Regions from separate parts of the Mus musculus genome. Here region 2 is linked to region 1. The links are chromatin contacts, found by Hi-C or POLR2A ChIA-PET in ENCODE. All regions are on one chromosome and are shown on one strand. Each heading gives the region's core, a stretch centred on a gene start or an enhancer-like site at or near the end of the contact. The rest is flanking DNA. Distances are from core to core; before and after follow the strand shown. Region 1 holds the start of Pola1 (polymerase (DNA directed), alpha 1). Region 2 holds the start of Pcyt1b (phosphate cytidylyltransferase 1, choline, beta isoform).

Region 1 (5,203 bases), core at 921-3,420:
TGAATGCCTTTTTTTGGTCATTAAATTCCCAATCTCTTTTCATACACTACTTGTAAGAGCTACTTATAGACCTTTTAAGACCCTTTTACACTCATGAAAAGGAGAAAATACATCTTCCCCATTAAGAATTAAATAAGAATGGCTATCTTATTATGTACTTAGCAATACAAGAGAAATTGGGTGTGCATGTGTGACTACAACTGTATGGGAAATGCATGTGCATGCATGTGCACGTGTGTGTGCACACACATGTGTGAGTTGTGTAAGGTTGTAGGATAATCAAACATATGCACATGCATACATTCCACACATGGCACCTAGTCAACACTTTGGTCTAGCTTCAGAAAGCAAAACTAAAGCAATTTCCTCAGGGAAGATTCCATGTGGTACTATATATGACTGTTTACTTTCTCCACTCATGAAGACAGAAGCCACACCATTCTACCCAGCATGCTAATGCCAGAGCCTGGCAGAATGCCTATGCCTTGTACTTGCATAATAAATGTTTGCTGAACAAACCAATATACCAGATTTTTTTATCATTAAAGCCTCCAATGACTTTCTATACACAATGGCAGCTAATTACACGCCTTGCTACATTTTGCTGACACTGTCCAGGTGTCCCACCTTCCAACATAAAAAGCCTGGAATTTTTTTTTAAAGCAATGTCTTTAACGCTGTGTGAATTAGCAAAAAAAAAAAAAAAAAAACAAAACAAAACAAAAAAAACAAACAAAAACAAACAACAACAAAAAAAAAAACACCACACACACACAGACACAAGACAATGGGGGAAAACACAAAGATTGAAATAATGTTTTCAAATCACCACTTGGGAGTACTTCTACCCTCCCCCAAAGCAGGCAGGGACAGTAACCTGAAGCGGTCTTCCACATAACAATCTTTTGGCATGCTTTAAAGAAAAATTCCAGTCACAAGTCCCCAGAAAATACTTAATCAACACTGTGACTTAAGAGGGGTCTCAAGATTGCACAGTATCCTCCAAAGAGTGATTTCTTGATGTGCACAGATGGCGTACAGTTTTTTAGGGTGAAAAAAGGACTTAGAAGCAAATGACTGATAGAGGCTGCAGACTGTTCATGTACTTACATCCCACAGCCCATTTGTAATCCAAGCTAGTCAACTCTCCAAAATAATTTGTCTGAGAGAGGAGAGAGAGAGAGAGAGAGAGAGAGAGAGAGAGAAACCTGTGATTTTAAAACTAGCTGAATGCAAAAGAAACTGATTACGAAGCAAGATCTCATTAATGGCAATGCACAGTGAATGGCAGGACATGTGACACTTGGTTAAGAAAGTATCTGATTTTAAGTTAGAACTGAAGTTAAGTCATACTTTAGCTGAACACCGTTTAAAATCAGAATCAGACAAGGCCATCTGCATTTTTGAACTCTACTTCTGGAAATAAAAAATTACTACTCACAAAATGCCTGATATATAGGGCATCCGAAATGCTACTCAACTGATACTTTTTTTCAAACCTCACCCAAAATGACTAGACCTGAACAGTATTTCTATGTAGCACTTGAAGAACTTCCCGTAGAACCTAAAAAAATCTTAACGAAATGCATCTATATCTGGTGACAGCACTTCCATCTCTCACTTCAATGACAATGCTAACAATTTTCCTGGGACTTCCTAGAAACGGAGGCACAGGCATGCTCCAAACCCTCAAACCGAGACCTGCCAAGGGAGCATAGAAACAGTTTCAGGCAGGAGAGAGCAATCCCTGCCGAGGCAGGTTGCCATGGAAGTTGTAACCCACACGTGCTTGCGACTCATCAAAGAAAATGAAAAGAGCCAACGACTGTGAAGCCTGTCATAAGAGAAAGAAACCGCTCAAGCCAAAATACCTTCAGCAAGTGACCCCATCAGGAAGCCCCGTCCCACACCCCTAGGGTCTCCGCCCAGAATGATTAAGGTTGGCGGTCAAACAGACCTAAGGGGCGGTCTAGGAGCGCGCCACCTTCTTAAGGATAAAAAGCAGAGACCTTCCGCTCCCCCTCGATCATACCGCGACCCCCACATTCCCAACCACGTGCCCTAAGCATGGGATCCTCCCTCACCGCTTGCCTCCAGTTTACAGTCCTCTTCGTGCATGGGCGCCATGGTCCGATAGTCTCTCTATTCCGCGCCAACCAGCCTGAAACTGGCGCGGAGGCCAAGATAGGCGCCAGTACGAAAGCCAATCAGCGGCCTGGAAGACTGCGGACTTCCGCCCGGAAGGCCACTGACGTGCGGCGCTGAGCCGCGCCCCGCCCCCGGCCTTCCCGCGGGAGTGCATTTGGCGCCCTGTGATGACCCCTGAGCGAAAAGCGGGAACCTCGGCGAGGACCGGGGAGACCTGGAGAAGGAGGCGGTCGGGAGCTGAAAAGAAACCTCCTAAAGGCACTGCGCAAGCGCATGCACGCTATTTTAACAATCCGTAGGACGCATGGGAAAAGGGGTTCTCTGGTCACGAGAGATATTTTCTGGGAAAAGAAGTGCGGGCGGGTATAAATTGTCTCTCAATTGCTGCCCTCCATCTCTGCCCCCGGCCCCAAAAGAGTGACTTCTTCGACAAATACAATCTGATTCTTGCCCTGTACCTTGTCTCTCTGAGTGTTATCCACCAAAACGTATTTCCCTCAAGCACATAGCTGAAGTGACAGCCTCCAAATGTAACAATCTTACTTCATGACTCACTCCTGATGTGATACAATTGAAAAAGTAACAAAATAACTTGTGTGTTTTGGATTTGTTTTATTTGCTTAGTTCTTTTAAGACAGTTGTTGACAAAAAATAACACTCACCTCAAAGCGGGTGAGGGAGGTTAATCAGTAAACTTTACTCTTGGGAGGCTGAGACAAGAGGGTGGTAACTTTGAGCCCAAAATGAACTTCTAAGTTTGAAGCCAAAGAAGTTCATGCCTCAAAAAGAATGAGAGTTGGATAGACAGAAAGAGAAGCAAAGAAAAAAAAAAGAGGGAAAGTTTAATGAACAAACATCAAAAGGAAATGGTAAATGAATGTTGTCTTAGGCTTTTACTGCTGTGAACAGACACCATGACCAAGGCAAGTCTTACAAAGGACAATATTTAATTGGGGCTGCCTTGCAGGTTCAGAGGTTCAGTCCATTATCATCAAGACAGGAGCATGGCAGCATACAGGCAGGCACAGTACAAGAGGAGCTAAGAGTTCTACATCTTCATCTGAATGTTGTTAACAGAATACTAAGTTCCAAACAGCTAGGAGTAGGGTCTTAAAGCCTCACAGTGACACACCTACTCCAACAAGGCCACACCTCCCTAGGCTAAGCAGATACAAACCGTCACACATGTGTACATACCTAATTGCAAAAAATATATCAAATATTTAGGCCTATAAAACCCATTCCCAAAATGTGTCTTTTGCAAAGATGATTGACTTATAAATGTTTTCTGTTTATAATGCTCTTTTTAATATTGGGAGGATTTAAAGTTCAGGTGGAGTCAGGCTTGGGATTTGAATTATATAACTTTTATATAACTTTGGACTACTTTCAGAGACCTGAGTTTCTTCTTTTATAAGTTGCTTCTACTTATCTAAGGAATTATTGTGAAATTTAGTTGAAATAATATCTGTACAATTCCATTAAGATATCATCATTTGGAGGCAGGCAGATTTCTGAGTTCGAGGCCAGCCTGGTCTATAGAGTGAGTTTCAGGACAGCCAGGACACAGGACACAGAGAAACCCTGTCTTGGAAAAAAAAAAAAAAAGATAACGTCATTTGGACCAGTGAGATGGCTCCAGGGCTATACAGAGAAACCCTGTCTCGGGGGGGGGGGGGGGGGGGGATGAAACATGGGCTTTCATTTGGGTGCATTTACAAAGGAAGAAAGACTGTTTCTGGGCTTTACCAAAAACAAAAAGGGGGACTCAGATATTTAACAAACTTCTAGACCATAAAATATATGTGGTATAAATAGGCAGTATTTAAACAAGGGGTACTTAAGTCATTTTTCTTCTCTTTTTTTCTCCCCCTTCTTGTTTTGTCTCTTCCTACAACACAAATTTTGGATGGTAGTTCTGTAACCATCCTGAGTCATGGGATGACTGGAAAGAAAAGTCACACGCTGAAATTGTGGTACAAAATGGTAAGAATATGGATCTCTAATGTCTACAAAGCCACCATAACACCCTTAACTTGACTAACTGCAGAGTCCTACATGAAAGAAAGTAAATAGCAAACATATTTTAAAAGTACCATTTTTGAGTTTCCTATTATATTTAGCTAAACCTATTTCTATTAAATATACTTTTTTTTTTACTTTTTACCTTCATTTTTACTAATTGAAATTTAATAAAAATAAGTAGTAGACAAGAGATCCAGTCTCCTAATTTATGTAACACTTAAAGTGGAAACTTAGGGTTCTTTGAAAAGTCAGTTGTGTCAGATGGTGTTTTGCTGGGGCAGATCCATGAAGCTGTGTTTTCCTGAAGCAGACAAAGGTGAAACGGTGTTTCACTAAGGCTGACTCATGAGAAGCAAAGGTGAAACGATGTTTCACTAAGGCAGACTCACCGGAAGCAGACAAAGGTGAAACGATGTTTCACTAAGGCAGACTCGCTGGAAACAGAAAAGGTGAAACGATGTTTCACTAAGGCAGACTCGCTGGAAACAGAAAAGGTGAAACAATGTTTCACTAAGGCAGACTCCTGAAGAACATTTCACTGAAGCAGACACAGGTGAAAGAAAGTTCTGCTAAAGCAAGCACGTGAAAGGACACCATGATGAAGGAAGTCTTCCCTAACAACATGCATGTATTGGTCCACCTTTTATGTAGTTAAGCTCCTTTGCTGTGATTCCATAGAGAGAAAGGCACCAAAAAACTTCTAGTGGTGTGTGTGGCTTCTTGCTGCTTCCACAGACTTGGGCTGATTGGCAGAAAGTTGTCAGCTGGTACAGATTCACATGGAGTTTTGCTAAATCAGATTCAAGTGCTGAGGCAAGACACATGGTGAGGCAAGACTAGTGGAGGATAGGTGATGTTTGGAGGGAGTATAAATGAGACTCAACAGACTATAAAAGAGGCTTGTTTGTAGAGCTAGCTGTGCAAAACTTTGCTAATCTTTGCTTCATTGAGAGAAGCATAGCGGCTGACTGCTCATAGTGTCCTTGCTAGTCCAAATCCCTCCTGCTGACTCATGCCAATTTGGCTGAGG
Region 2 (5,203 bases), core at 1,450-3,949, 43 kb after region 1:
CTCTGGGGGGAGGGGGCTTCAGGAACTCAATTAGCAAGCAAACCTCTTACCTTATGGTGAGCGTCTTATTCCAGAGAGGGAATTAGAGGACCATTTAAGAACCATACCATCAGCTCACTGACCCAGTATGCCCTGGGAGTTAGGTGCTTTCCAGTGTAAATATGTGACTCTAGCTCATGGTCCACACACAAACTTTATCGCGTGTGACAATACCTACTAAACCAGGAGTGGCTCTTAAAATCCCAGATTCCTAGGCTCCATTCTCATTTAGTAGGTCAGGGAGGAGTGAGAATGTCTGAAGAGTTGCCAGGATTGTTGGGCCGATCCTTGGGGCACAACTCTCTGAGAACCACTTCTTGGTGGGGGTGTGAGGGGATGGGGTGTGGGGGGATGTGGGAGGGACAGAGGGTGGATCCAGATGAAAAATATCAAGACTGACAATGGCACTCTCACAGTCCACTGCAGGTGAAAAGGGCCCTTTAAATAACAATGAAAATGTAAAAGCCCAAGTGAAGCTCTAGGACTTCAGAAGGACCATTCTAACCAGATAGTAAAAGTTCATTGCCATGTAGATTTGGGGACTGACCAAACTTATTTTTTGGAGTGGCTATTTTAATCTAGTTGTATGATGTCTTTGTGTATTCATTACAATAAAATGATTTTTAAAAAATTTTTTTAAAATGTAGTGCAGGGCTTGTTTCTTCCATGCTGATCATCTCAGTAGAGCAAAACCTGTGGCCTGAGTGTTTTGTGTTTCTAGAAGGGCAGGCAGAATAGGAAGGAGAGGACCCTTCTCAAGATGACAGGGTAGTAGCTGGGAGATTTGCATCACTGGAGTTCTTTTTTATTCAAAGAGCTTTTTAATTATGTGTATATTCATGTGTCCGTGGGGGTGGGTGTGTGTAGGTATATGTGTGTGATTATAGGTGCTTTTGGAGGCCAGAGACTTTGGAGCTCCCTGGAGCTGCACTTATAGGTGGTTGTGAGGTATCTAACATGAGCGGTGTGTGCTCTTAACCACTGAGCCATTTCTCTAGTCCCTAGAGTTCTCTTAAGCATAGGTGATAGTGTCAAGTGAGCTACGTCATCCTGACTTAAATCGACAACTTTGGTGGGGTTTTGTTTGTCTGTTTGTTTTAGTGTTTGTTGTTGTTTGTTTGTTTGTTGTTTTTTCAAGACAGGGTTTCTCTGTGTAGCCCTGGCTGTCCTGGAACTCACTCTGTAGACCAGGCTGGCCTTGAACTCAGAAATCCGCCTGCCTCTGCCTCCCGAGTGCTGGGATCAAAGGCGTGTGCCACCACGCCCGGCTAAGACTGGTATTTTTATTCCATCCTGTGAACCACTGTTTCTCAAGTTATGGTCCCCATACCTGCAGCATTAGAATTACCAAGAAGCTCACTAAAAATGCAAATGCAAGCCCCACCTCAAACCTGCAAAATTTGATTTTTGGATCTGTCATGGGACCTATAGTTTTCACTCCTAAGACATTGCTGGCTGGTGATTCTGTTGTTGTCCACTGCTGGTCTGTGGCCACACTTGGATAGAAACCGTAGTTAGAAACACAAAATGAAAGCTTTGGAAGCATAAGGATTTATTCGGCTTGAATGGATTCTTCCTTAGTTCCTTTTGTGCTACACTTGCTGTATCCCTCCCTGCTCCTCCTCCCTCTTCTTCAAATGCCAGCTCCATTGCTTATGAACTTTGAGACCCTACGCAATTACTCTAAGTTGCAATTTCCTTACTTAGAACGTGGGGATAATAATAGGATCTGCTTTGGGTTCTTATGAAGATTAAGGAAGATCTAAGTAAAGTACTTGGCACTGCACCTGTGCTTAACAAATACTAGTGATTTTATTTCTTACTAATATTAGACATGGCATTTCACTAGAACAAACACTTTTGCAAGTTCTTTCCTTGGAATGTGTGTCTTCAGACTCCTCTTACACTGATGTTTTAGGATAATGTAAACACTAAGGCACATCACTGTGGTTTTTTTTCCCTCAGATTTCCATGAGCACTTGGATAGGAGTCTAGGCCCTATACTATAGGATATAGGGATGTTAGATAAGTGTACTGTGGAACAGATGACAGTAAGACTAATGGGGAAAGGCTGGCTGAGGAAGAGAGGGCAGTTAGACCTGGGAGGCAGGCTGTCAAAGACAACCTACCTCCTTTAAACTTCCTCCTGGAGCAGCCCCAGGGATAGACAGAGTTACAACAGGCCTTAGGCATCTGTCAGTGTTCCTGTCTTATGCAGTCCAGAAGATGAACACTCGGATGCCCACAGTGAGTTGCCGGACAAGCCCTCAGAAGCCAGTGGGCAATTGACCTAGTGGTTTGGGGCTTTAAAGTGGCTCTGCCTTCAGAACGATTCCTATTTAGCAAATGTTCTGACTACAACTGCATTAAATGCTCATGCCAGGGAATGGTCCTTTATGCTCTTTTGCGACGCGTCTGGGGCACCTCAGGAAACAGCTTTATCTTATCTAAGAAGTGCAGGGAGTCCTTACCAGGCACTGACAGAGACCTTCACAAGTGAATTAAATGCAAAAAACAAAAGCAGCAAGTTCAGGCCCGGTGGGTAAGGCAGGCCAGCCAATGGGCCCCGGCCGCTCCCAGGTGGAGTGGTACTATGATGACAGTAACCAACCAGCGTGCTCCATGCAAATGAGGATACTGTATCCGCACCAGACGCTCCCGTGCTGTCTGGTTGTTATAGTGATAAACTGAGGCCCTGCCTCTGGGCTTCTCCGAGAAAGAAAAGGGTGGTGTGTGCGTTGGGGGTGGGGGTGGGGGTAACCTCTTTACTTCCCCCCAGGGAAGACAAAAAAGAAGGGAAGAAGAAGGGGGATGGGTAGGGAAGAGAAAAATACGTGACAAAGAAAACATTCTTTGCCTGGGAGGAGACTCCCAGAGGGTGTAGAGCTGGAGGGAGCATTCACTGGCCATGCCAGTACTTACCACTGATGCTGAGTCAGAAACAGGTATCCCAAAATCCCTTTCCAATGAGCCTCCCTCAGAAACCATGGAGGAAATAGAGCACACATGCCCACAGCCTCGACTGGTAAGTAAAGACAAAGGATGGAAATGTATGCGTGGCTATGGCACAAAAGAGTTCCTTCTGTGCCCGCAGCCAGCGAGGAAAAAAAAAATGCTTACAGGATTTTCATGTAAATGAGAATGGAGCTGCAGCCTAATCCTTCTCAGCTGTTTATACTTAGCTCCTATACCGGACACTGTTCTCAGCTTACAAAGCATTATTGTATTGGCTGGGTAGGAAACGGGCTGCTGGGGATATGTTGTGCTTTTTTGTGCTTTGGGAGAAGAAAGAATGACCTCCCCCCCCCCTCCCTTTTAGGTGCATTGTCACAGTTTTAAAATGGTTTTCTTCTTCACAAACCTTGGACTGCTTCCCCGGTGAAGTTCTAAATTCTAGCTCAGGAACGATTTCTTTCTTTCTTTCGTTCTTTCTTTCTCTCTCTTTCTTTCATACCTAATGGCAAACGAAAACTATATGAAAACAAAACACCCTCATTCCTCTGATATATACCTTGAGGTTGCATGTAGAAAGAACGTGCGTTGAAAAGGAAGCGTGAACCTTTTTAGGACGATACTGAAGATTTCTAGTCAGGCAATGGCAACCTGGAGATGCTACGTTTATTTAGAATGGGGATGCATGCCTTTAAGAATGAAAGTACAGAAACAGGGCTAGAGCTTTCTTCTCTCTCAGTAACTGTGTCTCTATTGAGCAGCTTCTTTCACACTTGTTCTATTCTTTAGGTAAATGGGGAAGTTTCTTCTCAACCACTTCAGCAAACCTGGCCTCAAGGAATTAAAAAAAAAATAAAAAAGTCAAATAAATTGTAGGTTTCTTGAAGCTTGAAATCCTATACAACCTGGGGATACTGCTCTTTGAACCCCCAAATCCAAGACACAGACTAGAGTTATCCTTTCTTCAAGGATTTCTTCCAAGTTAAAACGTAAAGTGTTTTGATTGGCTGTGCAGTTTGACAGTAGGGAGACTTTTTTTTTTTTTAAAGAGGTTTGTTGTTGTTTTTGTTTTGGGGTTTTTTTTGGTGTAGAATTTTATATGAGCCCCCACATAATCTGGACTTACAGATTTCAATGCTAATCCACTATTGAACTGTTATTTCTTAATAAGGGTTTGAAGGCAGGCTTGGATCAACTTTCTGAAATCAGATAACCAGCGGGGAGTTATATTAGAGCAGTTTCTATGTTTTGAGGCATGTTTTTAGGGTATTTCAATATTAACTACTTCTTAGCCCATTAGCCAGTGACTGTGTGACATAAGTCATGTGGCCTCTGTGCACTTCTGTCATATAAATTTTTCTGATAAGTTGGTTATTTAAAAATTCCTCTGGGCCACTAAACAACTCATGGTTTAATAGTGGAAAAAACTGACCGCTAAAAGTGAATCACAAAATCTCCCAGAATATACATTTTAAATAAGTGCAATATACAAACTTGAAAACATACCCCTTTGGATAAAGAGTTTAGGCAGCAGAGAGAAAGGCAGTATCCAGCCCCAGTTTAATATATTTTCTTTCCCTCTCACCATTTAGCTGTTCCACTCCTTGCCTAGTTGGCCTGAGAGGGGTGTGCACAGGTAATCCCGGAAGGGACTAAGTTCAGTTCATTCTTTTGCTTTGAGCTTCTCTCAGGTAGTAACTGACCAGAGCCAAACCCAGCAGTGCCTCACCTTCTCCTTCCACACATGTGCAGAAATAAGGGATTGACAGAATTCCTTCAGAGAAACTAACTCCCTAAAGATCGCTTTGAAGGGCCACAGGTAGGCACTAAACTCAGAGGGGTATACCTGAAAAGTATGATCTCGTGCCTGTAGAATTTGTTCTTCAAGTGAGATGCAGTCTCTTCCTATCTTTTTGCGGGGCTGGGGCTACACAAGCACCACAGAGGTAAGAGAGGTGTGTTCCAAAATGGAATTGTTGAAATAATTGCTTTGATATACTTTGATAAAAGGTTTCTGTGGGCTGCTGAAATTGGCTATTTAAGTACCTGCTTAAACTAGATTTTGTGAAGCATCTTTTTTGTTAGGAGCAAACTTTCACTATGGAGTTGGTTATGCCCTACATTTTGATTGATTTCTCATAGCTAACTGGTCTTTGCCTGGGGTTTTGCTTCAGTAACTAAGGCACACAGTAATTACTTAATGATGTTTTTT

The links. A loop is a pair of places that touch in the nucleus more often than their neighbours do. ChIA-PET counts read pairs that join two places held with the same protein, here RNA polymerase II (POLR2A).
Region 2: a loop to region 1 is called in a map of left cerebral cortex, with 2.4 times the contacts of the local background. The contact joins the promoter of Pcyt1b here to the promoter of Pola1 in region 1. A Hi-C loop is called at or near these places in 2 of 37 maps with a recorded cell type or tissue (both left cerebral cortex). POLR2A ChIA-PET finds 5 or more read pairs at or near these places in 2 of 5 experiments (both embryonic stem cell).

The regions. Positions count from the first base shown.
Region 1 is chrX:93,629,985-93,635,187 of GRCm38, forward strand. Pola1 (polymerase (DNA directed), alpha 1) reads right to left here and starts at 2,171. Exons shown (of 37, transcript NM_008892.2): 1 at 2,085-2,171. The coding sequence starts at 2,127.
Region 2 is chrX:93,672,413-93,677,615 of GRCm38, forward strand. It overlaps Pcyt1b (phosphate cytidylyltransferase 1, choline, beta isoform), which reads left to right and starts at 2,700. Exons shown (of 8, transcript NM_211138.1): 1 at 2,700-3,064. The coding sequence starts at 2,948.